Linked DNA regions of Homo sapiens: regions 1, 2, 3, 4 and 5 are each linked to region 6. A link is a contact called in ENCODE Hi-C or POLR2A ChIA-PET data. All regions are on one chromosome and are shown on one strand. Each heading gives the region's core, a stretch centred on a gene start or an enhancer-like site at or near the end of the contact. The rest is flanking DNA. Distances are from core to core; before and after follow the strand shown.

Region 1 (4,264 bases), core at 125-2,624, 930 kb after region 6:
GGAAAATTAGCAGAACTGGAAAATCTGAGTTGAGATCTGGGTTTACCAAACTCTCCGTAAGACTTTGAGTCTGTGAAACTTATGTCCATTAGTTTCTTCACCTTTTAAATGGGTCTGTAGTACCTACCCTCTGGGCCTCACAGGCTGCTTTTGGGTGTGAAAGTGCTTTATAATTGGTGAAGGAAACTGCTACGTGGCAAGAATAGCAAAGCCTGATGTACTTTAATCCATTCGGTTCTGCTGAGGGTGGAGCCCCAATGTGTCTTAATTCATATGAGGTTTCTGAGAAGCTTTTTGAGATTTTAATACTGTCCCAGGTATGCACATCAACCTTCTCACTTTTATCCCCCAAGCTCCAAAATTTCATAACTTTTTATTTCATCTTGGGTGGCAGGAAGGCAAGGTGTGCCTGGGGGAGCTACAGGGAGTTATTCAAGGTCACATAATTAGCTTATAATTAACAGAGTTTAGGCTAGAACCAGTGCATCCCACTCCCAGATGGGGGCCCCCGGCTTATCTCAGCATGTCAGCAACCCATGAATCAGCCCTGAAATATAGATATTACCTATGAGTAACAGTTTCTCATCCTACCTCAACTGTTACGAAAGTCTTCCCTCAAACTAAAGCTAAGCAGTTCCACAAAATGCCAGCTATAGACATTAGCAGAAACTGTATATTGATTAGGTGATGTATCAGTCATTGTAACTACCCAGAAAAAAAAATACAATGACAAAACCAAGTGGCCCAACCTTATTTTCTACTTGCAAGAGGAAAAACCCTATTTGGGCCCCAAGATGCTTTTTTCATTTCATTTACCACATCCTGGGTTTGTGCTAGTCAATCTGCTAAATCAATAAGATCCGAAAAAGCAGAAAACAAAGATCGTGAGGCCAGAGGATTTCCTGATCACCATGGCAACACACAGGGGTGGGTACTGTGGTTTCTCTGCCTGAAGACGCACTCGTCAAAGACTACTTGGTGTTACAGAATTCTGGTGCAGTGAAGCAACAGTTCTGGGACATATACTTTCTTTTGCCAGAAAGACTCTGTTGGATCCAGGACCAGGAGTGGGGGGTTAAACAGTTCTCCATACCCTCACCTCCAAGTCCCCATCATCCCATTAGGAGACAGGGACAGTACTGTTCTCCAAACTCTCAAAACAACCCAAGAGCTTTCTAGGCTGTGCATTGGGTTGATCATTTGGTGGCCTTGGCTGAAGGGCCAGGGTAACAGCTAGGAGAACCCTTGGGATTCTTCTCCAATGTGACAGGCCCCTCCATGTTGGTTCAGCGTTGACTGCCATGACAGGCTCCAGGCTCCACGGAAAAAAGGCAGAGAAATCAGGGGGTCCAGCCAGGCGCCAAGACGTTGGGGTGCCTTGCATTTCTAAGTGCCAAGTGATGAATAGCTCAGTTGAAAGCAACCCAGGGCACATTCTGGAGGAAATTCTCTGGGTATGATTGTGCATGACTGTTTTCTCTGCTCATTAAACCCTCATCTGCCTCCAGGGCAATTCCGGGAGAGACTGAGTCACTCAAGACTCATGGTCTGCACTGGGCAGCCAAAGGCGATTCGGCCACCAAGTGTGATTCTGGCCTCATTCAGAAGTGGATGCTAAACAATACACCCTTTCACCAGGAGCCCATCACATGGGCATCAGGAGATGGGGGCGAGTGATGTGCCAGCCTTCTAGACTGGCAGGCCTGGGGGGCAGCAGAGGGCACAATAGCTAGAAAGACTCCCAGATGAAAACTTCTGGGCTTTGAAGCCTTCGAACAAATGAAGAAGAAAATGACTTCTTCGTGTCCTATTAAGACAGTGAGTTGTGGCTTTTTTGAGAGCAGCTTGCTCAGACCTCTTATGAAAGATAGATCAGTAGCAACAGCACTGGTGTAGGAGTCAGAAATCTGCAATTATGAACCACTGAGTTTTGTGTGTGTGTGTGTGTGTTTTTGTTTTTGTTTTTTGTTTGTTTTGTTTTGTTTTTTAACTTGCTGGAGGACCATACTCGGCTATCCTTGATTTTATTTTCTCCTGTGTCACAAGAGAAATTGGTTAGAAGCTTCCCATTGTGCCTCCTGGCTTTAAAAATAGATAATCCAATTAACAATAATGCTTTAAAACAACAAAACCTTGTCCTTTTCCCTTCCTACTTCTGATCAGAACCAGCTCAGTAAGATTTATTAGTTGTGCAATCTGTTTTGGACATGAGCTCAGCAAATCAGAGGACAGAAATAGAATCCTGGCTTTTTAATGATAAACACTGTAAAAATAAAAAATTTGGAGAGCTTACCAGTGCTTCTGGCTGCCCAAGTGGTTTGTGTGTGGTTGACTCCCAGGAGCTCAATCACTTTGGGTGCAGTCCACCCAGAGAGCTATGTTCCAGCTACATCAACCTGGAGCCTTAGCTTGGTCAGTCTAGATTTTTGGGTTTGGCTGCAGACATCTCGTAATGTCACAAGGACAGCCTGTGTCCTTGGTGACCCAACCCTGGGCCAACCCCAAGTCCTGGAGTCCTCTCCTAAGAGCCCTGCCTAATTGTAGAGAGAGCATTCAGGCTGTAAAGGGCAGGAGGCCTGGGGGCTACGACTAGGTTTGGGCTTTCTAAATTCCCAAGAGTATGATGGGAAGACCAACAGGCAGAATCAGAGAGAAGCAGTCAGCCCACTGCTGGGGAAAGCCAGTCAAGGTCAAGACTTCAGAATCTCCTCTCTGGAGAGAGAGTGAAAATTCCATTAGTGAAGTTTGTTCCACTGAAGCCTTACCAGGCCTTGGTAAAGGCCCCTATCTTGTGGTCCAGAATCAAGGGACTTCTGATCTTAAAATAATATTCAATAAGCTCAAATTCTTCTCTCTAGGGCTCTCTTTTCATGATCACCTCTCCACACTTTATTAAAAAATCACATGAAGGGTAAGTGGGCTTCCTGTCATTTCAGTGTCTGACCTGTGCATAAGTTGGAATTTAACACTGGAAAATGATCAGCCAGATTGCCCAGTCTGAAACCCAGGTCCCCCAGTGACTAGCACAAGTTACTTACATCTTCTCAATGAATCAGTTACCTCTTGTGTAAAATGGGGATAATAAAAATGCCTGCCACACAGGATTGTTAGGAAAATTAAGTGAAATATTAGGTGTAAAGTGCTGAATACCTTGAACCCAGACTAGGCACTCAGTGAGTGCTCACTGTGGTTATGGACCAGGAGCTGCAGGAATTAGAACACCATTGAGTAGCAGGAACTGGCTTTATTCTCATCTTCATGATAAAGCAACTTCTCCTTACATATAGCTTAATCTGGAACCAAAAATCTAATTCTGCCTCATCCCTCCTGAGGAGATGACAAATAGGGATCAGGCACACCTGGGTGGCTCAAGTTAGAAAACAAATTAACTCATTTTGCAGAATCTGGAGACGTCTGGTCTGGAGAACTGACAGTGCCCTCTCTTTGGGCATAGTATGACTGTAGGTTGTCTTTGGGTGGTCTTCATATGGAATGTACTGTGTTTGCCATGTTCCCTAGGAGATCTGGCCTCAGAAATGGCCCTGTGATGGTATGTGAACATACTGTCCTGTAACTGAGATGATAGCTTGCACATTCAGACAGACAAAGCCAGTTACAAAACTAAAAGTTGGTCTCTGAAACATTTGCTTTCGGGGAAAACAGCAAATGTTCACAGAAGCAAAGTTCTGGGTTAAAGACATTTTAAGTATCCAATAAGGAATTCTCAGCAAACACCAGCTGGTGATTCCTCAGATATGATGTGGGAAAGGAACCTGATAGGTGATCTTTTTGCACCCTATAAGACTGCAGCCTGTCGGGGGTTGGGGGCAGAAAGAGAGCATTTATTAATTCATTATTTCATTCAACATTTGCCTACCATGGGAGGCTGTACTAGGTACTGGGAATATAATTGTGAAGAAGGGAGACACCATTTCTGTTGTCAACGAAGCCCACAGAGAAGTTCCAAAATTTCAGAATGCTGGAATTTCTGGTTACTAGAGACCTTGAAGATAATAATTTCTTGTAATTCTTTACCTGGTTGTGTCACAGACTTTGAAAACCAATGAAAACCAGAGATGTTGCCCTACCTAAACACACACACACACACACACACACACACATCCATACACACAATCTTGCATATAATCTCACAGGTCCATGGATGTATTGACCAGCTCCTGGATTCCATATTGAAAATCCCTTGCAGCCCAGCTCCAATACTAGTACCAGGCCACTCACCTCTCAGGAAAGTTTGGGAAGACGT
Region 2 (4,355 bases), core at 546-3,045, 900 kb after region 6:
TTCCTTTGAGGCCTGCCTCAAATATCACTTCCCCTGTGAAGACTGCCTGGTGTTCTCCAGGAGAGAGTGTGACTCCCTTCTCTAGGAATGGTAGCACCCCAAACACACACATTTTGCAGCATATTTCACCTTGCATGGTAATGGCCTGCTTGTGAGTTTTATTCCGTACCAGAGGGTGAGGGCTCTGAAGATAGCGCCAGGTCTTATTTACCTCGATACCCCACAACACTCATTACATGTCTGATGAATGAATGCATAGGGGGATGGCTGGGTGCATTTCTCTCAACTTTTCAATTTCTTGAAATAAATAACAAAATCTTACCTTCCCTCAGAAGTCCTGGCATGGTTCCTTTCATCTTGCCACAGCCACTGATAATCACTTTCATTTTCTGTGTAACTCACCAGGCAAGAAGTCCATGCAGATTTACTTTTAGTAGTTCACATGACAAATAAATACTGCGTTTGATTTCCAAACATTAAACCATAGTATATTATAGATAGATATAGAGTTATCATTCAAAGTATGATATTTCAATCTCAAAAGGCTTCCCCTGAAGAATATTACAAACTCTTCCTCTCTTTAAGATCTGCTGGGTAGGAAAGATGGGAGAAAATGAATTAATGTTTACACAGAAAGGAGGATAATGGGGGCAAAAATAATAGATGAACGTATGGGTGGATGAGAGAATGGATAAAATGATAGGTGGATATGTTGATCTTGGACAGATGGGAAATGAGTGGATATATCAATAAACAGATATGTGGGTGGATGGGTGGAGAAGAGGATGGTGGATGGTTGTGGTTTTATGAAGAGATGTGAAAAAGGAAGTGTGGAATGATGGATGAGAAGTTGTATGGGAAGATGAATAGAAGAATAGGTGGTTGAATAAATTAAAAGGTGTGTGGTTGGATGAATGAATGAGTGGGATGATAGATGGACCTAAGTGGTTAGTGGATGGACAGGAGGATGGATGGATGTGAGAGCCCCAGAAGGACATAAGGAAAGATGGGTGGATAGATGGATGGGCGGATGGAAGGATATTTAGGAGGATGAATGAGCATGTGTGTGGAGAGAGGTGCCCATTCACACTGGCTTGAACACATGGGTTAGCTGAGCCAAATGCCAGCCCTATGACAGGCCATCAGTAGCTTTCCCTGAGCTGTTCTGCCAAGAAGCTAAAATTCATTCAAGCCATGTGGACTTGTTATTGAGGGGAAAAAGAATGAGCTCTCCCTCTTTCCACTTGGAAGATTCACCAACTCCCCACCCCTCACTCCCCACTGTGGGCACGGAGGCACTGCGCCACCCAGGGCAAGACCTCGCCCTCTCTCCAGCTCCTCTCCCAGGATATCCAACATCCTGTGAAACCCAGAGATCTTGCTCCAGCCGGATTCAGAGAAATTTAGCGGGAAAGGAGAGGCCAAAGGCTGAACCCAATGGTGCAAGGTTTTACGGTTCGGTCATCCTCTGTCCTGACGCCGCGGGGCCAGCGGGAGAAGAAAGCCAGTGCGTCTCTGGGCGCAGGGGCCAGTGGGGCTCGGAGGCACAGGCACCCCGCGACACTCCAGGTTCCCCGACCCACGTCCCTGGCAGCCCCGATTATTTACAGCCTCAGCAGAGCACGGGGCGGGGGCAGAGGGGCCCGCCCGGGAGGGCTGCTACTTCTTAAAACCTCTGCGGGCTGCTTAGTCACAGCCCCCCTTGCTTGGGTGTGTCCTTCGCTCGCTCCCTCCCTCCGTCTTAGGTCACTGTTTTCAACCTCGAATAAAAACTGCAGCCAACTTCCGAGGCAGCCTCATTGCCCAGCGGACCCCAGCCTCTGCCAGGTTCGGTCCGCCATCCTCGTCCCGTCCTCCGCCGGCCCCTGCCCCGCGCCCAGGGATCCTCCAGCTCCTTTCGCCCGCGCCCTCCGTTCGCTCCGGACACCATGGACAAGTTTTGGTGGCACGCAGCCTGGGGACTCTGCCTCGTGCCGCTGAGCCTGGCGCAGATCGGTGAGTGCCCGCCGCAGCCTGGGCAGCAAGATGGGTGCGGGGTGCTCAGCGCGGACCCGGCGGCAGCCCCTCCGGCTGAGTCGGCCCTGGGGGACTGGAGTCAAGTGAGCTGTCTGCGAAGTGCATTGGGCTCCGGAAAGCAGGGCTGGGATTTGCGCTAAACCGTTGGAGAATGTGTCTGTGGAAGCACCATTTGGTTGAAAGAAAAAGAGAAAGAGAAGAAAGTTTGTTGGGCAGGCTGCCGGCGCGCAGTTTTGGGCGAGGTCGCTAGAGCTGCAGCACATGGCAGAAAGTAACCGTTCTCCCGGATGCGCACAGTCGTTGTCTGGACTAACAGGCTCCTGTGCCCAAGGGCTCGCCAAGCCCCACCGGGCTGTGTCTAGGCAGGGCAGAGCTGGGCGGGGCAGAGACTGGGGCTGGAACAGGGCGAGTGGCTGTTATCAAGGTGGTCACAGAAGGGATCACAATTCCAAGTGTGAGACTAGCTGGCAATGGGTTTTCCAGAAAGGGGTCCTGGGTTCTCCCAGCTCCCCACTGAGCCTTGTTCCAAAGCTTACAGTCCGCAGTGTCACTGCCACCTTAGCGCTGTGGAAGCTTGAACCAGCTCTGCGGTGAGGTCTTGGGTCTCCATGAGATTCCAGCCTGGGATAGGGAGCATGAATATGAGAGGCAACCACTGGACCAGCTGCTTGGTCCTCACCACCTCCTGCTTCTGCCAATCAGTGTGGGGAAATCTCAACAGTAAGGTGGCTTATATTCCCTGCCTGGCAGCCTCAGAGCAGAGAGAAGAGCCTTGATACCAGGGCAACATCAGGGACCCTGGAGCTAGGGCTCCAATATCTCATCCAAACAGGGTCAGTGCTTTGTGGTGGCTATGGAGGGGAGGGGCTGCGTGTAAGGTATATTCTAGCACGGCTCAACTCCAAGCATTCTCTTTCTTTGTCTATGTATGTACAGATAATTACATGGCCGATTTGCTTATCGCTGGCCAAAATTAATCTTTCTTTTAAGAAGTGCCAGCTGGGTCATTAAGACAGCTCAGCCTGCATGCAGTAAATTCTACTCAGCAAATATTTATTAACCCAGTTCCACGGGAGTACTGAGAAATTGAAACACACAGTCTCACCCAGGTAGTTTAGATTGAGTACCCAGTATAAAGTATCTTGAATTACTTTCTGCTTTCTCTATCTTCCTACTTTCTGCAGTAGGAAGAAAGTGACCCTAGGTGGAGGCTAGGCAGGATGAGTTCTCTGTGCATATGCATCTCCCTTTCTGTGTGAGTGAGAGGTCTTTGCTAGGTGGGGATTTGGGGATCTAGGATTTATACTACTGAAGCTGAAATAATAATAATAATGATAGCAACAACACAGCCTGTCATGGTGGCCCATGCCTGTAATCCTAGGACTTTGGGAGGCTGAGGCAGCAAATTACCCAAGGTCAGGAGTTTGAGACCAGCCTTGGCCAACATGGTGAAACCCCATCTTTACAAAAAATACAAAAATTAGCAGGGTGTGGTGGTGCACACCTGTAGTCCCAGCTGCTTGGGACGCTGAGGCAGGAGAATTGCTTGAACCTAGGAGGTGAAGGTTGCAGTGAACCAAGATTATGCCATTGCACTCCAGCCTGGGTGACAAAGCGTGACTCTGTTAAAAAAAAAAAAATGAATACAGTGCTAGCTACCATTTACTGTATATTTTCACTGTGCCAGGCATTATGTTAAATATTTTCCATGTGTTATCTCATTCTACCCTCACAATGGCCTAGTAAGAAGCTTCCTGTTATCAGGCCTGTTTGACAGGAGGAAAACTGATGCTTAGAGACGTTAAGTGACTTGCTGGCATTCACATAGCCAGGAGCAGTGCTGGATGGAAACCCAGCTCCACTGAGCTCCAAAGCCTAGGCTTAGAATATGTTAGACTGTATAAGATGGACGAACTTGGAAGGATTTCAGGGAGGGAAGGATTTTGGTGGACTCTAGGCCTTAGGGAAAGTTCCAAAAGGGACTGGAGCTCAAATAAGCCCTTGAAAAGTGGAAACATTCAGGATGGGAGAGAAGAGTCAAGCTGGAGATCAGGGAGAGCCCTGGGCCTGGCCTGAAAGAAGAGGGCCCTGGTGGTTTCCCTATAGTCTCTAGGGAAGTTTATTTGTATGTTACCTACCAGTGCCATCTTCTGCTTTGTCTTTGGGCATTCTGACTCCTGACTCCTTCCAACCTGTCTCCCCGTTCCTTCTAAAAGGCCCCACTTCCAAATATTTGGCACTGTCCTAACCCTTGAGGTTCTCCCAGAGACCCGCAGTCTCCCTCCTGCCCCGTGTTTCCACGGCCCCTTTGCGCAGCATCATTTAGAGGAAGTACAATG
Region 3 (4,213 bases), core at 1,352-3,851, 850 kb before region 6:
ATCCAGAGCTGAGTTCAGGTCCTGAATACTTCTGTTAATTTTCTGTCTTGATGATCTAATATCGTCAGTGGGGTGTTAAAGTCCCCCACTATTATTGTGTGTGAGTCTAAGTCTCTTTGCAGGTCTCAAAGAACTTTGTAGGTCTCTAAGAATTTTATGAATCTGGGTACCACTGCATTGGGCGCATATGTATTTAGAATACTTAGCTCTTCTTGATGAATCGATACCAAAGAATTTCTAATTTAGAACAGTGTGTGGGGAGATAGTTTTGACCTGGGACGTCCTCCTTGCCGCTCCCCAAACTCTTTGTACACATCATCAACTTGCAGTCGAGTCTAGAACAGGTTCAAGCTCATTTGTTCATTCATTCATTCCTTTATTCAGTATGTTTTGAATGCCTCAATATTCTGAGGTAACAGTAATGAACAAAAACAAGGCCTGTTCTCACAGGGATTAGAGAGAATGGGGCTTGTTTTTGTTCGTTACCGTTACCTCAGAATATTGAGCCCAGTGCCGTCCAAACTTGACTGTGCTTACCAGTCACGTGAAGATCTCGTTGAAATGTGGATTCTGATTCAGCAGGTCTGAAATAAGGCTTGAGAGTCTGCATTGTTAACAAGCACTTGAGTAATACTGACGATGCAAGTTTGTGGACCCCATTTTGAGAAATAAGTGGCAATAAGCAAATACCTGTAGGTCGGGTGATGGTAAGCTCTATGGAGCAAAATAAATCAGGGTAGGGGATAGTGCCTTCACACATGAACTTGTCTAGATGGAGTGGTGAGAGGAGGCCTTTCTGAGGAGATGGCCTTGAGTAGACCTGACAGTGAAAATCTGGGGGAAGAATATTCCAGGCTGTGGGAAAAGCAAGTGCAAAGGCCTTGAGCAGAGATTGTGCTTGCGTTGTTTGAGGAAGAGCAGGAATGCCAATGTAGAATTGAATGAGCAAAGGGAGAGTAGTGAGAAATGATGTTGAAGAGAGAGATGGGGCTGGATCCTATAGGACTTACTGGCCATGGTGATGACTGGGTACTTTAGTTGGAGTGAGATGGTCAGCCATTGGAGCATCCAAACAAGAGGTGACATAATCTGACTTAAGTTTTAAAAGAATCACCTTGGTTGTTGTGGAGAGAAAAGTCTGTAAGGTCAAGTATGGAAGCCAGGAGATCAGGAAGGAAGCTGTTATTGAAATCAATCTGCAGATGAAGATGGCTTAGAGAGGGTGGTAGCAGAAGTGGTTAGATTTTGGATGTCTCTTGAAGATAGAGCTAGTAGAATTATCTGGTGGATTAAAAGGGTAGGAGAGAAAGAGAGGAATTGATACGGCTCCAAGGTCTTTGGCTCAAGCAACTGGGAAGATGAAGTTGCCATTAATTGAGACAGCAGTTCAGGTTTGGGGTAAGAAAATAAGAGTTCATTTGGGGGTATGTAAAGCTTGAAATGTTTATTCAAGTGGAGATGTCAGGTTGCCAGTTGAACAAAGTAGTCTGGAATTCTAGGGCGATAACAGGTCCTAAGGCATACATTTTGGAGCCATCAGCATGGAAGCGAATAAGAAACCTAGAAAGTGAGTATGGAGAAGAGAGAGGGAGATCTGAGCAAGGAGCCTGGGATTACTGCAGCATTCAGGGGTTCAGGGTGAAGGGGACCAGCAAGAGATAGAGAAGAAAACAATGAGGCAGTAGGAAGAGAAGAAAGTGTATATGGTGTCCTGGGTGCTAAGAGAAGAAAGCAATCAAGGAGGAGGGCGTGATTGGCTTGGACAGATGCTGCTGAGAGTGGAGTTAGATAGGCACTAGCAATGCACGTTGAGTTTGGAGGTGTGAAGGTGGTTAGTGGCTCTGAGAGTGATGGGGATAAAACTCTAACTGCAGATGGTTCAAGAGAGAAAGGAAAAAGAGGCATTGGAGGCAACACATAAGACAATTCTTATGAAGTTTTTTCTCTAGAGAAAAGCAGAGTCATGGGGGAGGTGGGCCAAGGGAGGGTTAAGATGAGGTCTAATTATATGTGTTCACACTTTCTCATTTTTAAACATGAAAGACATATGACCAGAGTGTTTGATTTGGTGTTTTTCCCCCAAATGTAGATGGCCCAATAAAATATATTTTGACTTTTTACTCTGAGTATGATTAGTACTTCAAAGATTCTTACAAGATGTCCCAAATCTTGCCTCCCATCTCATCCTTCCCATCCCCACAAAGTAAAGAAAATGATCTTGGGGCCAGAGCACAGGGCACTGTAGGGAGGAGTCCCTGGCACCCTCTCCCTGCCCTGGGACTTCCCCTGGCCCTCCTCGGGGGACTGAAGGGCTCTGAGGGGCTGGGATACTGCAGCATTTGGGGGTTCAGGGAGAAGGGGGACAAGCAAGAGACAGAGAAAATAAAATAAGGAGGTAGGAAAAGAAGAAAGTGTATTAAATATTAAAAGTACAGTGTTACTTGTACTTGGAAAAGTACAGTGTTACTGTACTTTTAACACTGGCATAAAATAAGTTAGATATCCCTTTGCTGACCCACATCCTTCCGTCAAACTGACCACCACCATGGAAACTTCAGGATCCTGAAATTCTGATGACGACCAGAGAATCTCTCAGAAGCTTACTTAGCTCAAGTCTCAAATTACTGGAATATGATCTGAGAATATTCAAAATGAATGTGCACACTTCCCTTTTTATTTTCATTAACCTTCAAGCCCATATTGTGGTTTTCTTTCTTTCTTTTTTTTTTTTTAAAGACAAACAAAAACTCCACTCTTCCCCAGACAAAAATGAATAGTTGGAATGACCTTAAAACATTTTCGTTGCTTGACAACATATTAGAGGGGATTTCTAAACACACAGAGGGACACATTATTCTGGGTCACGGGATGGCAGCCATGGATGGTGACTCTCTTTGGGGACTTCAGGACCAAAGGAGCAGTTAGCAATCTGGGTGTTGTAAATGTCAGTTTTAGGAGCTGGCAGGAAGGTGGCAACTGAGTCATATTAATTCAGCAGTGTTTATCAAGCACCCAGCATGTGTCAGGCCCTCCACTAGATGCTGGGGGTATAGTGAGAACAGGCTAGGCCTGGACCCTGCTCTCAGGCAGCCCGTGGTCCAGGACAAGAAACTCTCACTCGGGCAGGTGTGGTGGCAGGTGGGTAAAGTACTTCCATGAATTGGGTCAGGTTGGGGGATGTGGCAGGACAGCAAGTGCCTGCGTTGCTCAAAGAGGCAGCTACTGCTTAGTGGCAGCCTGCATGGGACCGAGGCTCAGGGTGCCATAGTTCTGACTTCTCAAGAAAAGGCAGATCTTTATTTAGAATCTTTTTGTTTTCAAATATCACCAATTAGTTCAGATTTCTAAAATGTCATGCAGTACAAAGAGAACACACTCATCAGCCACCATCTTTTTCTTCTTTTTTTAAAGTCAAGTTTATTAAGGTGTAATTTACATACAGTGAAATTCATCCTTTGTAGGTGTGCTGCATGATGAGTTTTGACAAAAGTGTGCAATCATGCGTCCACCACCACAATCCAGATACAGAACATTTCTGTCACCTCAAAAAGTTCCCTCCTGCCCCTTGCAGTTAATCCACTCCCCCAACACACCCAGTCCCTGGAAACTACCCATGTATTTTCCATCCCTGTAGTTTTGCCTTTCCCAGAAGGTCGTAGAAATGGAATTGTACTGTATATAACATTTTGCATTTGGCTTCTTTCACTTAGCATAATGCTCTTGAAAATCATCTGTGTCATTGCATCGATCACTAATTCTGTTCTTTTTATTGCAGAATAGTATTCCATTGCACCACAGTTTGCTTATGCATTCAGCAGTTGATGGACATGTGGGTTGTTTCCAGTTTATGACATGGAAGTCTTTCTGTGGGCAGTTTTCATTCCTTTTGGGTAAATGCCTAGGGGTGGGATTGCTTGGTCATGTGTTAGGGACGTATTTCATCTTATAAGAAACTGCCAAACTGTTTTTCAAAGTAGCTGTACAGTTTTGCATTCTCATTAGCAATGTATGAGAGTTCTAGTTGTTCCTCTGTATCCTCACTGGCATTTGGTATTGTCAGCTTTGTTTTTCCTTTTAATTTAGATGTCAGCCATTCTAATAGCTGTTTAGTGGTATCTCATTCATTTTAGTTTACATTTCTCTAATCACTAATAATTTTATTGTTGCATATCTTTTCATGTTCTTACTTGCCATCTATATCTCTACTTTGAAG
Region 4 (4,082 bases), core at 18-2,517, 530 kb before region 6:
CATTCAGCTCGTAGGCTGAGGGATCCTGCCCGCATCAGCACACGTGGTCCAGAGCCCTAAGACTTCAGACGTAAGACCAGATATCAGCCCAGGATCCTGGTGAGAGAACTACCGGCGCCAAGGCCACAGAGTCCCAGGGGGGCTGCCCCCCAGCATTGAGAAGTGGAGTGTCCCAAAGCTGCCCTGGAAACGGCCTTGGGCCTTGTGGTTCTTGCACAACTCCCACCTCCCCCTACAGACAACTGACAGTCACCTTACTTCACCTTCCCCCCATGGAGAGCCCCGGTTTAGGACCGAACATTAAAGCTTAGGGACTGTCTGTGGTGGGTGGAGCTCCAGAGTACAGGGTAGGAGGATGACTGTGCAGGAGGATTAAAGTTCAGGACGGGGTGGTGGCGGATGGAGTTCCAGGTGTGGAGGCTCAGAGTCCAGATGACCCAAAGGGTTTAGGACGGAGGGAGGATGGAGTTTGGGACTAAGAGGCTCATGAAGTTCAGATCTGTGGTGGGGGGAGGAGTCGGTTAAGTCCAGGATAAGGGAGTCTGGGTGCTAGGGGATAGATTTTGGATCTGGGACTACTGGGGGCTGGAGTCAAACCAGGCTACATTTCGGGTCGGGGCACGGAGCCAAGGAGGGAGCTAGGGCAGGCTAAGGCTGGGCTCGGTGGCCCTGGCGAGGTCACGCACAGCTCTGGGAGTCGAAGCCGTCCCCAGTGATGGTGAGCAACTCCAGCTCCTTAATCCGGATCTCCAGCTCGCAGAGCTCCTCCGGGTGGGAGGCAGAGGCGAGCCTGGGGGTCGAGGGGCAGGGGACCAGGGGCGAGGCAACCACCTCAGGCCCCGGCGGCGGTGAGTAGAAGAAGCGCAGAGGCTCGTAGGGGATGGAGGCCAGGCCGGAGGGCCAGGGCGAGGGCCAGGGGCGCTCGCTGGAGGGACCCAGGCCGGGTGGTGGCGGGGGCGGGGGCGCCGGGGCGGGGAGCGCCTGGGACAGGGACCGGGCCCCCGCCGCCCCGCCCACTGGCGCCCCGCCCGCCTTCAGCGGCACGAAGAGCTTCTTCCAGATGTTGAAGTCGCTGAGCGGGGACGAGGAGATGCCGCGGTCGTACAGGGACGGGAAATAGAGGGGCGGAGCCGACCGCTGGCTCATGGTGGGGCTGTGGCTGCCGCGCCGCCCCTTTGGCATCGTTTGAATGAGGGTCTGCGTGGGAGGAACCCCGCGCCGGGAGACGCGCGCTCAGGCCCCGAGTCGCCGGGGTTTCGAGGTTCCACAAGCCCCGCCCCGATGGAGCGCGGCCCCACCCTTTCGCCTCAGCCCGGCCCCTAACAGGCGGGGTTCCAAAGCCCGGACGACCACGTCCCGGAACGCGGCCCCGCCCACCTCGGCTGGCCGCACCCCGCAGTTAGAAAGCCACGCCCCCTGGCTCGCCTCGCCTCGCCTCCCGTCCCTCGACTCCGCCCACCGCCTCGCTCTTGCTCTGCGACCCCGCTGGCTTCCGTTGTCATATCCCAGCATACCCTCATCCAGAACAGGCAGCGGGCCAGGGCTGCAGAAGAAAGCTTACTTCAGGCTTCCTCTCTTTCTCCCATGAGGGAGAAAAGTATTTCCTAGAAACCTGGCCCCTGCACCAGCAGACTTACCTCATTGCCTCACTGGCCGCGCCCACAGCAAAGAAGTCTGAGAAAATCAGTGTCTGATTTTTCATCCACTACTGTGGGAGGCAGACAAAGGAGAAGAGGATTGATTGGGAATGGCTGTTAGAGCCAACCTATGTATCTGCCAAACGTTAGCAGTGTTGAGGAAGATTCTAGAAAAGGGGATCCTCATCTGGTTTGTAATAGACCTGAAGGAGTGTTTTCAGTGAAATGCAGTTTAGTTCTCTTCCAAACACAGATATCACCAGGAGCTAACAGGCAACGAGCTAACCACCAAAAGGAAATCCTGTCCGCCCTACCTCAAATACTTCACCCATTGCTTATGAGCGATTTGGACATTTTGTCCAAAGGACATGACAGCTCATTTATGTGAGTAACCTGTATTAGCCATAGACTGAGGGGAAATAACTAATACATTTTCTTGAGAGCCTCTGCCTAATGATCACTGGTATGACTAGTGATGGGTGGAGGGCAGTTAAAGAGTCAGTATCAGCTTCACAAGTTAAATATATATATGCATATGTATCTGCACACACAGTGCAAAGTGTGTGTGTGTGTGTGTGTGTGTGTGTAGCAGCAAAGTGGAGAGAGTCAGATATTCAAGCTGGGTAGCCTTGGACAAGTTGCTTGACTTTTAAGTAGGTTTTCCATAAAATAGAAATAAGAAAACCAGGCTGCCTCATAGGGTTGTGATCAAACAGAAGACGGAACAGTGTGTGTGTGAAACACTTGAACTTGGACACTTTGTCCAAACACAAGAGGCAGCTGTCCCTACTAAGGGGCATGTCTGAAACTGGGAAGCTTTTTCTTCCCACACTGAGCTTCCCACACTTAGTTGTCACACGCAGTATTTGCTCTCTGACTTTGGCAGCCACCCATCATTGTTTATTCATACAAGTGATCACTAGGCTGAGGCTCTCAAGAAAATGTATTTCCCCTCAGTCTATGGCTAATACAGGCCATGTGCGATAGCTCAGCACCCAGCCTGTAATCCCAGCACTCTGGGAGTCTGAGGTGGGATCTCTTGAGGCCAAGAGTTTGAGAACAGCCAGGGGCAACATAGCGAGATTCTGTCTCTATAAAATAATTTAAAAAATTAACCAGGTGTGGTGGCATTTGCCTGGAGCCACTCAGGAGCTGAAGTGGGAGGATTTCTTGAACCAAGGAGGCTGAGGTTGAGGCTGCAGTGAGCCACAATCATAGCACTGCACTCCAGCCTGGGTGACAAGGCAGGACCCTGTCTCAAAATAAATAAAATAAAATAAAATAAAAAATACCCTTATCTTCCATTAGTTTCCCCCACATATTTAACTTCCCATAATTTACTGCCCAAGAAGCTCAAACCTCTTTTCCTTTGTCTTATCACTTTTCTACAATCGCCCATTGTTAAAATTGTATATAAGCTCTCAAGCCACTTCTTTGGGTTTTCACTTTGTTTCTGTAAGAACCCCATGTACCTGCGTAATAAACTTTGTCTTCTGTTAATCTGTCTTTGTCAGTTTAATTCTCAGGCCCCAGGCTCTGAACCTAAGAGATTAGAAGAAAAATTTTTTCACCCCTACAGAACCACAGTAATGGTAAGAACCAGGGTTTTGGACTCAAGACTTGGGACCAAACCCTGGATCCACTATGTATTTGGCTGTGCGGCTGAACCTTTCTCAACCTCATTTTTTCATCAATATAATGGGAATAGTAATGGCATCTACTTGCTTAGGTTGGCAAGACTAAGTGAGACAGTTTAAGTACCTGGCAATGGCTTGTGTTCAACATTAGCTCTTGTTATTACATATTAAAGGCCCTTAGAAGGAAAAGAGATTTTGCGTTATATTTTTTAAATGAAGCAATACAATCATTTTTTATGTATATATCTAGTTGAGGAGAAAAAATTACAGATTTTTTCCCCCTTACTCCAAGATAATCTAAACAGATTTTACTCTGGATGGCTTAATTATAACATAATCCATGAAGTTATAGCCAGGGGGTTAAATAAGAAGTTGATGACAAACTTGGTTTCTCTAACAAGTATGCAAGAAAACTCAAGTGCCACAATGAACACCCATAAACTGCTGTCAGGAGGCAAAGTCCCTATGAGGTAATAATAAACCCACGAGGTTAAGGCAAAACCCTACGGTTGTTTCTGCAAACAAATGTCCAGGAAACTCAAGTTTGTGATGAAAGAACAGTCTTGAATTCAACTTCAGCAGAACCTTTCCCTCCCTGGGCTCCAAAGCACTATGTCACCTACCTCTCCACTCAAATGCCCCATTAAGTACCATCCTGTTGGAGCTTCCTAACGCCCCTGCTCCCTGGTTTCATTTGGAACCAACTGAGAGACACAAGTCCCTCTTCGTTGATCAGGGTCAGTTGAAAGATGTAGCTGTCGGCCTGGTAGCCAGGTGGGCTTGCTAATCCTGCACCTCTACCTTAAGC
Region 5 (4,009 bases), core at 1,171-3,670, 770 kb after region 6:
ATTTTTATAAGTTGGGTAATAGTTCTCTTTTGATATAGTGAACACAGCCTGTTGAACTTCTCGGGAGCATCTTCTACAGGGGTTGCACATGCCATAGAAATAAGTCTGTGGCTAAAACCACAGTAATTTGACATTTGGTTTCCTTTAGATTTTAATATTAATGTATAGTGTATTCCTTCAACCTTCTGATTCATGAAGGGGTGGTAGCTGGTGTGAATTAATTAAGAGTCAAACAGGAAAATAATACCTCAGTGTTCTTATTTAAAGGGCATGTTATTGGGTGATGACCAAAGAGTTCTTTAGTTTTGGTCTGGGATGACAAGTTACAGAGGAGGAAAAGTAATAAATTTTTAAAAAGAAAATGTAATAAATGTCTTTGTGGTTGAAAGTACATGTTCTTTCTATGCAGTTAGCAGAGCTTGGGAGGTAGAAGTACCTCCTTGGTTTTCCCCAGATTATTTTGCAAGTTTAAAGTATGTCACTTGTTCCCTCATCCTTACTATCACCAACACAATTATTTTGTACAGTATTAACACAAGGCTCACACCTTGTAAGGATGACAGGCTGATTGGATTTCTCACTCTTCCCTGCTCCAACCCTTTCAATGAGTCAGTCTGACCCCCACCAAATGCATTCCTTTTTTAAGGGACTGGGGGAATCTTGCTGGAGTGTTCTGTGCCTAGCTGTCAAAAACATACTCGATTAAGTAAAAGCACTATTTGTCAAGACTAGCCCATAACATTATGCTTTTTTGTAAAATGTTCTGAGGCCAGTTTCCCTTTTATGGTGGGTGGATATGTGAACATTTTATGCTCGTAGCATTGACTCATTTCTTATTTGGAGACCAGATAAGTCATCTTGTATATTTATTTTTTATGATACGGTAAATAAGACATTCAAAAGCAACTAACCTGAAGCCTCCTTTTAAAAATATCCCCCAGTTGTGTTTTTTCATAAATGAAAAATTGCACTCCCTTTAATTGGGGAATGACTTTTTACCTAAGGTTTCTACCTTATGATACTCAGATAACAGATATTTGGTGGACTTTTGCTTTTTTCAAGAGAAAAATTATTAAGGAGAACATGCAGGGGGGAATAAGACTAACAACATGGAAAATACTCATGGTATGTTTCATGAAAAATATAGAACATAAATTTCGTGGAAGTATGTAGAAAAATTGAATAGGTACGTGCACAGGAGCTCAAGAATAATATGGTCAGTCAGTCATCTGATTTGATGAGAGACAGAGCTGGCCATTTAAAAAGAAAATGTAAAGTTTCACTGCATTTTTTTTTCCTGCACTGAAGGACACTCCTTAGTGGTTAGTGTTGATTATTAGCATTGGCCTAAAGACCAAACAACACCATTGAGTAACAGGATTTTTCAAGATTCCATGTATTTGTCTGGTATTTGGGTTTTATTTCACTTTACAAAGATTTTCTTTTTTGTTGTTCTTGTTGTTTTATTATACTTTAAGTTCTGGGATACACGTGCAGAACGTTCAGGTTTGTTACATATGTATACACTTGCCATGTTGGTTTGCCACACCCATCAACCTGTCATCTACATTAGGTATTTCTCCTAATGCTATCCCTCCCCTAGCCCCCCACCCCCCAACAGGCCCTGGTGTGTGATGTTCCCCTCCCTGCGTTCATGTGTTCTCATTGTTCAACTCCCACTTATGAGTGAGAACATGCCGTATTTGGTTTTCTGTTCCTGTGTTAGTTTGCTGAGAATGCTGGTTTCCAGCTTCATCCAAGTCCCTGCAAAGGACATGAACTCATCCTTTTTTGTGGCTGCAAAGTATTCCATGGTGTATATGTGCCACATTTTCTTTATCCAGTCTATTATTGATGGGCATTTGGGTTGGTTCCAAGTCTACAAAGATGTTTTCAAATACAAGTATTGATGATTTTAAAGTAATTGTACGCAAAGCTGTGATGTTCATGTGTACTCCATTTGGTGGAAGGCAGAAATGCTCACTGATCTTTTGTTATGTACCCCCAAACATGTACGAGATCCGACCAGGAAGCAAGAGAAACTGCTTTTGTTCCCTGCTTCTCCCCCATTGCCCCCAAGGAGCCATCTGATGTGGACTCATTAAAAGGGAGAATATTTATTAGGCTACAGTGCCAAGTCTGCCATCTGTTATTATTGCTCTCAGCTTTTCCACATGGCAGGTGTGGTCACATCAGCCTCAAGCCATTCCTACTTGAGAGGCAGCCTTCTTAGGAAGGGCTGGATTAGGCAGATTAAATTATCTGCCTTAGATCTTAGGGAATATTTCTTTTCCTTTTGATTTAATTGTACAAAGGTTTCTATTCTTTGTTTTCTTCTTGACAGGAGAATGGTAAACTAAAGGGCTGAGATAAGGGTGTGAACCTATGGGATAGAAGCCCAGGAGGCTGTTTAACCTGTTTCTGTTCTTGGCTTAAGCAGTGGTGTGCCGGTAAATGTTTAACAACCAGCTCTTTGGAGAAGAAATGCATATGGATATATAACCAATTATAAGTCTGTTATAAATTTTACTGATTTACAAGGAGTAAAATATATGACTTACTAAGAACTATAGAACATACAATACTCCTTATTGTATGTTATCACGGAATGCTTTACCTGATTTTATAGAACGCTTTTATTTGCAGCCAAACTATGATTGCAGTTGATGAATAAGTAGGTTACTGACCTAAATGTTGGTTGACATTTTCCTTTACACAAAAGAATAAGATAAAAGTTAAAACAACAGTGACACAGAAGTTTACATGTTTGTCCATGAAGAGAGTACTTTCTCTACTGAATCAGATAATTTTCAAATACTGGAATATTTTCTCAAATTTTGTGCTATTCATAGTGTACCAACTACAAACATGACATTTTTAAGTTTAATCTGCATTATTTACATTTTTCTCTATTATTTTCTTAAGTCTAGAGACAATCCACAATAAATCAATCCCTGATTTGTAGTATTTGCTGATTTCGGTGGTATAAATGCTCTGATTTCAAGCTTCCAATGTAATGTTACTGAGTGTAGAATTAGGAAGAGATGCATAGCTCTCCATTATTACATAGTATTTCCACCATTAAAGATACAATAGAGGTAAAAACCTCAAGAACATAGATAATAGTAAATGAATAGGAAGTGGTGAGCTTTGGGTATTTATTATCTTTGCTTCCGGTATAATTTATTGAATCCTAAGCTTATATAATTTAGCTTTCAGTAATAGCTGTGTTTAATAATCAGCTTGCAAAGTTCTTAAAAGTTTAACAATCAGCTCTCACGAGCTGGTACAAGCCAGCTTCAGCACACCACTGGCCTTAGGCATTCCAATGGCAGTGGTGGTGGGGGTCGGGGGAGACATACGCCAATATGCCATGCTTTTTAAAATATGAAACCCAGGGCCCCACTCCTGGAAATGAGTCTAAGGTGAGACATCAGGGTTTGAGGTCGGAGCTCCATTAACAACCTCTCTTTGCCAGGTCTTGTTCTCTGCTCATCTCCTTTGGGACCTCATGGGGTAGAGGGTGGAATGGGGGTTTGAGGTGGGAAAGAGTTCATGTGCTCTAGATCCTGGGGCTCAGCCACTTTTTTCACTACTGCTAACTTGGGGTACTGGCCCAGCCCCCTTGACATCCTGCGGATATCTTGCTATCCTACGGAAGTGGAAATCAACCCAATTTCTCAGTTCCTAACCAGAAATTAGACTCCTAGAGACCACTGAGAAAGCAGAACTGAATATGAAAGGCTGTGGGCTAGTTAGTTGGGACCATGAAATCTTTTGCTGGGGCTGGCTGCTGACTCATGGGGGAACTTTTCTGTCTCAGTAGCCCACATGCTCAAATATCGTTGTTAAGTAAAGCTTAAGGGCAAAGCGTGATGGCCTCTTGTGTTGGTGTAAAGCTTACTCAACAAATGAAAAAGAATGGTGGCCTCCATCATTTTTTGAAATTAGTCCATGAAAACCTGAACTTAGAACACATGAAATAAGGAATGATGTTATTTTTTAAAAG
Region 6 (4,372 bases), core at 1,517-4,016:
TAAAGACTACAGAGTGGACGTGGCCTGAGGGGCGGGAGTGGGGAATAATACTTGACAGTAGAGAAACCAGACAAACATTATCGGGTGGTCAAGGTTAACATCATCAGTGACAAGTCATGTTGATAGTGTGTATTCTTCTTATTCTTGTTTTTTTCTCCTGAGACGAAGTTTCACTCAGTCGCCCAGGCTGGAGTGCAATGGCGCAATCTCAGTTCACTGCAAACTCCGCCTCCTGGGTTCAAGCGATTCTCCTGCCTCAGCCTCCCAAGTAGCTGGGATTACAGGCGCATGCCACCATGCCCAGCTAATTTTTTGTATTTTTAGTAGAGATGGGGTGAGCCCCGCACCCGGCCGATAGTGTGTATTCTTGATATGATGAGTATGACACTTTACCTCTGTGGACTTCCCCGCAAAAAACCCTATAACCCCACACTAGTCATGAGAAAAACTTTAGACTGAAAGATATTCTGTAAAATATCTGATCAGCTCTCCTCTAAACTGTCAAGCTCACCAAGAACAAAGAAAGTCTTGTCACAGCCAAGAAGAATCTAAGGACATATAACAACTAAATATGGCATGGGTTCCTGAGACAGAAAAAGGACATTAGGTAAAAACTAAGGAAATCCTAAAGAAGTATGAACTTTAGTTAATAATGTTAATAGGGGAAACGGTGTGGGGTATCTGGAAACTTTCTGTAATACTCTTGCGACTTTCATGTAAATCTAAAATTGTTCTTATGCTGGGAGTGGTGGCTCATGCCTGTAATCCCAGCACTTGGGGAGGCCTAGGTGGGTGGATCATTTGAGGTCAGGAGTTCAAGACCAGCCTGGCCAACATGGTGAAACCCCATCTCTACTAAAAATACAAAAAATTAGCAGGGCATAGTGGTGCACGCCTGTAGCGCCAGCTACTTGGGAGGCAGAGGCATGAGAAGCACTTGAACCTGGGAAGCGGAGGCTGCAGTGAGCTGAGATCGCGCCACTGCACTCCAGCCTGGGCAATAGAGGGAGACTCTGTCTCAAAAAAAAAAAAAAAAATTGTTCTTAAATGAGACATTTAAATCCTAGAGAAAAGGAATATCCCAGAAGCACCATCACGAGGCCTAACCTAATCCCCAGCAAGGGACCTCTCGAGACCTTCTGAAGCCCCACCACAATCTGTAGCCTTCTCTCACAGACCACTTAGTATCTACTCATTTACATATCCATTTGTTTGCAAAGTATTTATCGAGCCCTTGGCCTTGGGTGCAGGGTGGTGGTTGGTCAGGGGGCATGGTGGCTCCCACTTGTAATCTCAGAACTTTGGGAGACCAAGGTGGGAGGATCACTGAGACCAGTTTGGGCAACATAGTGGGACTCTGTCTCTTAAAAAAAAATACATAATAATAAATAAAATTAGCCAGGCGTAATGGTCCCAGCTTCTTGGGAAGCTGAGGTGGGAGGATCTCTTGAGCCTGTGAGGTCAGGGCTGCAGTGAGCCATAATCACACCACTGCACTCCAGCCTGGGTGACAGAAGGAGACTCTGTCTCAAAAAACCCCCTAACCTCCCCCCAAAACCCCAAATGCCCCGCAAAACATATACTACCCCCTCCATCATGCTGGGAGCCACTGAAGGGAGACACCCTGTCATAGTGGTTTGGTCCTCCAGTGGCTAGGGAGGTAGCTGTTTGCTAAGTGAATGTTAAGTCCATCCCAGTCGCTTCCTGCTAACAGTCCACCACGGGAAGTTAGGCATTTAATAATGAGGACACAATTAGGACACCTGGGCTTGGTGCATGAGGATTTTTCTTTTTATTTTTTTGAAGACAAAGCAAAACAAAAAAACAACCCTTTCTTTTTGAGACAGGGTCTTGCTCTATTACCCAGGCAGAAGGGAAATGGCATGATCATGGCTCACTGCAGCTTTTTTTTTTTTTGAGACAGAGCCTCCTTGTTGCCCAGGCTGAAGTGCAGTGGTGTGACCTTGGCTCACTGCAGCCTCCGCCTCCCAGGTCACTGCAGCGTTAAACTCCTGGGCTCAAGCAATCCTCCTGCCTCAGCCTCCCAATTAGCTGGGACCACAGGGGTACACCACCACACCCAGCTAAGTTTCTAAAAATGTTTTGTAGAGACAAGGTCTCACCATGTTGCTCAGGCTGGTCTTGAAATCCTGGGCTCAAGCAATCTGCCTTGGCCTTGCAAAGTGCTGGGATTATAGGCATGAACCACTGTACCTGGCCCACCTTTTTTTTTTTTATTATAAAGGTAATTATGATTATTTTTTAAAAATCAGAAAGGAATAATGAATAAAGTTTCTTTTAATACTACCTCCCAGAGATAACTATTATTAATATATTATAATTTTTCTTCAAATAGGCTTTTAGTACAAATAGTACATGTACAAATACATGTACTAACCTATCAATTTTTTAAAATCACAAACCGAATTTGAGAAACAGGAACATAATGAAATTATTTTTCACCTAATGCTGAATCCTGTATTTTGTGGACATCTTTTCAGGTCAGTGTGTTTGGATATATATTTCTTTTTAAGACCTACACAGTTTCCAGGGTCATCGCTCCCTCAAATTTGAATTGTCAGCTTGATCCCTCTCAGAAGACTAGAGAAACCATACATCCCAGGGCACCTGAAGCAGGGCCAAGCTGGGCTGCAGGTATTTTCCACAGTGCTCTGGCAAGGCCTTCTCCGTGGCTCAGTTAGGGGGTTTCCCTTCTCCCCTCCCCTCCCCTGTTGGGGTGGGGGCAAGGGTAAGAGCGTCTCCCTGGAGGAGGTGCCTAAAGCAGGCTGTGAGTCACTCAGATGAGCTTCCGGGTGAAGTCATGCTGAGAAGCTATTTGCAGACACCTTACTCAAGGAGGCCTAAGGAAAGCATGGGGGGATGCCATCTCAAGCGAGAAATGGAGAACTTTTAGATTCTCCCCTCCCTGGCCTTTCTAGAGCAGAGGCTGTAACCGGAATATCAGAGACACAGTAAATTACCTGGGATTTCCCCATCAGGGAGATTCCTGGGTTACTCTCACTGATAACAAGACTAACTACTCACACCCAGGGTCCCAGGGTGAGGCTGGGCAAGGGAGGCACCAGGGCTGGTTCCACTGCTCAGAGGAGAAATGCAATTCTCTCCTGTGCCTCAAAGTCCAGCATTGTGAGAACACCTCGGATGCCAGCTCTGGCTCCGCCTCTCACAAAACCTAGGTAAAGTGCTTTGTGCGGAATCTTTTCCTTATGAAAAGGCAGGGCTACCAGGCAGTGCCAAGCCCTGGGACAGTCAGGTAACTAATTGCCTATTGCGACTCCCAGCTTACAGGGTAATGCTACCTGCTCCTGCTTAACCTCAGAGACTGGGAATCCCAGTTCTGCCACAGAAGAGGGCCCTTTTAGTTTCCCTGAAGCACTTATACAGAGATTATTGTGTTTATTTTATTTATTTATTTATTTATTTTTGAGACAGAGTCTCGCTCCTTCGCCCAGGCTGGAGTGCAGTGGCGCTATCTTGGCTCACTGCAAGCTCTGCCTCCTGGGTTCACGCCATTCTCCTGCCTCAGCCTCCCAAGTAGCTAGGACTATAGGCGCCCGCCACGGCGCCTGGCTAATTTTTTTTTTGTATTTTTAGTAGAGATGGGGTTTCACCGTGTTAGCCAGGATGGTCTCGATCTCCTGACCTTGTGATCCGCCTGCCTTAGCCACCCAAAGTGCTGGGATTACAGGCGTGAGCCACCGTGCCCGGCCGAGATTATTGTGTTTATTAATTTGCTTACTTGCTCAGTATCTGGTGCCCCTACTCCCTCTAAAATGCAAGCTCTGCATAGCAGGGATTGCCTGAAAAATGTCAGCCACATAGATGCTCAAGACATTTCTAGAAAAGAAATGAATGCCATCAGCCAAATATCTGACCATGACCCGGGGTAAGTACTTAACCTCTAGACCTCAGTTTCTTCATCTGTAAAGCGGATATGGTTTCTTCTCTGTAGTGGTTATGAACATATCGCATAAAGCACTAAACCCAATGCCTGACACATAGCAAGAGTTCAATAAAAGGGCTCTCTCTGTTATCCTCAGAGATGACAAGGATCTTGAACCCCACAATAAACTGCTACATCTCCAATACTGAATGAATTAGCCTCTGTTCAATAAGCCCCACAGGAAGGGGAGCGGGGGAGGTCAAAAGGAATTGGTGCCTGTGATCCCACCTTCCTAAGAGGATTTGCCTATCAGAGCCATCCAGGACCTGATTGGGGATCTCCTTCTGGCTTTTAAGCCACAAGCCATGAATACTGCTGACACCACTCCTATGAAGTAGCAACAAGTGATCCATCGCTAATTGCACTTTGCAGAGCTTTTTCTGATCCATGCTAGAGGCATTAATTAGC

Evidence for each region. A loop is a pair of places that touch in the nucleus more often than their neighbours do. ChIA-PET counts read pairs that join two places held with the same protein, here RNA polymerase II (POLR2A). Pooled maps may share reads with other maps.
Region 1: a pooled map shows a loop between it and region 6 (6-fold over the local background). The contact joins two enhancer-like sites. A Hi-C loop is called at or near these places in 1 of 37 single-sample maps with no recorded cell type and 9 of 50 pooled maps. POLR2A ChIA-PET finds 5 or more read pairs at or near these places in 2 of 52 experiments (both activated T-cell).
Region 2: a map with no recorded cell type shows a loop between it and region 6 (8-fold over the local background). The contact joins the promoter of CD44 here to the enhancer-like site in region 6. A Hi-C loop is called at or near these places in 8 of 37 single-sample maps with no recorded cell type and 10 of 50 pooled maps.
Region 3: a map with no recorded cell type shows a loop between it and region 6 (8-fold over the local background). The contact joins two enhancer-like sites. A Hi-C loop is called at or near these places in 6 of 37 single-sample maps with no recorded cell type and 3 of 50 pooled maps.
Region 4: a pooled map shows a loop between it and region 6 (4-fold over the local background). The contact joins the promoter of C11orf91 here to the enhancer-like site in region 6. A Hi-C loop is called at or near these places in 1 of 168 maps with a recorded cell type or tissue (naive thymus-derived CD4-positive, alpha-beta T cell) and 5 of 50 pooled maps. POLR2A ChIA-PET finds 5 or more read pairs at or near these places in 1 of 52 experiments (activated T-cell).
Region 5: a pooled map shows a loop between it and region 6 (5-fold over the local background). The contact joins two enhancer-like sites. A Hi-C loop is called at or near these places in 1 of 168 maps with a recorded cell type or tissue (GM12878), 4 of 37 single-sample maps with no recorded cell type and 10 of 50 pooled maps. POLR2A ChIA-PET finds 5 or more read pairs at or near these places in 1 of 52 experiments (activated T-cell).

What each region holds. Positions count from the first base shown.
Region 1 is chr11:35,165,322-35,169,585 of GRCh38, forward strand. All of the region lies in intron 1 of CD44 (CD44 molecule (IN blood group)), which reads left to right. Among named protein-coding and RNA genes, the nearest start is that of SNORD164, 4.5 kb to the left of the region's middle. RefSeq lists a silencer at 238-287 and an enhancer at 708-767. Within about 2 kb of position 1,375, at least 31 of the 41 ENCODE cell types and tissues checked have a DNase peak (open chromatin) inside an H3K27ac peak, as active enhancers do.
Region 2 is chr11:35,137,376-35,141,730 of GRCh38, forward strand. It overlaps CD44 (CD44 molecule (IN blood group)), which reads left to right and starts at 1,796. Exons shown (of 18, transcript NM_000610.4): 1 at 1,796-1,995. The coding sequence starts at 1,929. It overlaps CD44-DT (CD44 divergent transcript), which reads right to left and starts at 657. Exons shown (of 3, transcript NR_120528.1): 1 at 323-657. RefSeq lists enhancers at 961-1,525, 2,693-3,193 and a silencer at 1,436-1,505.
Region 3 is chr11:33,380,555-33,384,767 of GRCh38, forward strand. All of the region lies in intron 1 of KIAA1549L (KIAA1549 like), which reads left to right. Among named protein-coding and RNA genes, the nearest start is that of KIAA1549L, 6.6 kb to the left of the region's middle. Within about 2 kb of position 2,602, at least 2 of the 41 ENCODE cell types and tissues checked have a DNase peak (open chromatin) inside an H3K27ac peak, as active enhancers do.
Region 4 is chr11:33,699,559-33,703,640 of GRCh38, forward strand. C11orf91 (chromosome 11 open reading frame 91) reads right to left here and starts at 1,268. Exons shown (of 2, transcript NM_001166692.2): 1 at 687-1,268. The coding sequence starts at 1,182. It overlaps CD59 (CD59 molecule (CD59 blood group)), which reads right to left. Exons shown (of 4, transcript NM_000611.6): 4 at 3,452-4,082. RefSeq lists silencers at 934-1,023, 1,204-1,443.
Region 5 is chr11:35,003,167-35,007,175 of GRCh38, forward strand. No RefSeq gene overlaps it. Among named protein-coding and RNA genes, the nearest start is that of MIR1343, 63 kb to the left of the region's middle. Within about 2 kb of position 2,421, at least 7 of the 41 ENCODE cell types and tissues checked have a DNase peak (open chromatin) inside an H3K27ac peak, as active enhancers do.
Region 6 is chr11:34,231,430-34,235,801 of GRCh38, forward strand. The region is part of intron 1 of ABTB2 (ankyrin repeat and BTB domain containing 2); the gene reads right to left. Among named protein-coding and RNA genes, the nearest start is that of ABTB2, 120 kb to the right of the region's middle. RefSeq lists enhancers at 2,572-3,096, 2,773-3,102. Within about 2 kb of position 2,767, at least 13 of the 41 ENCODE cell types and tissues checked have a DNase peak (open chromatin) inside an H3K27ac peak, as active enhancers do.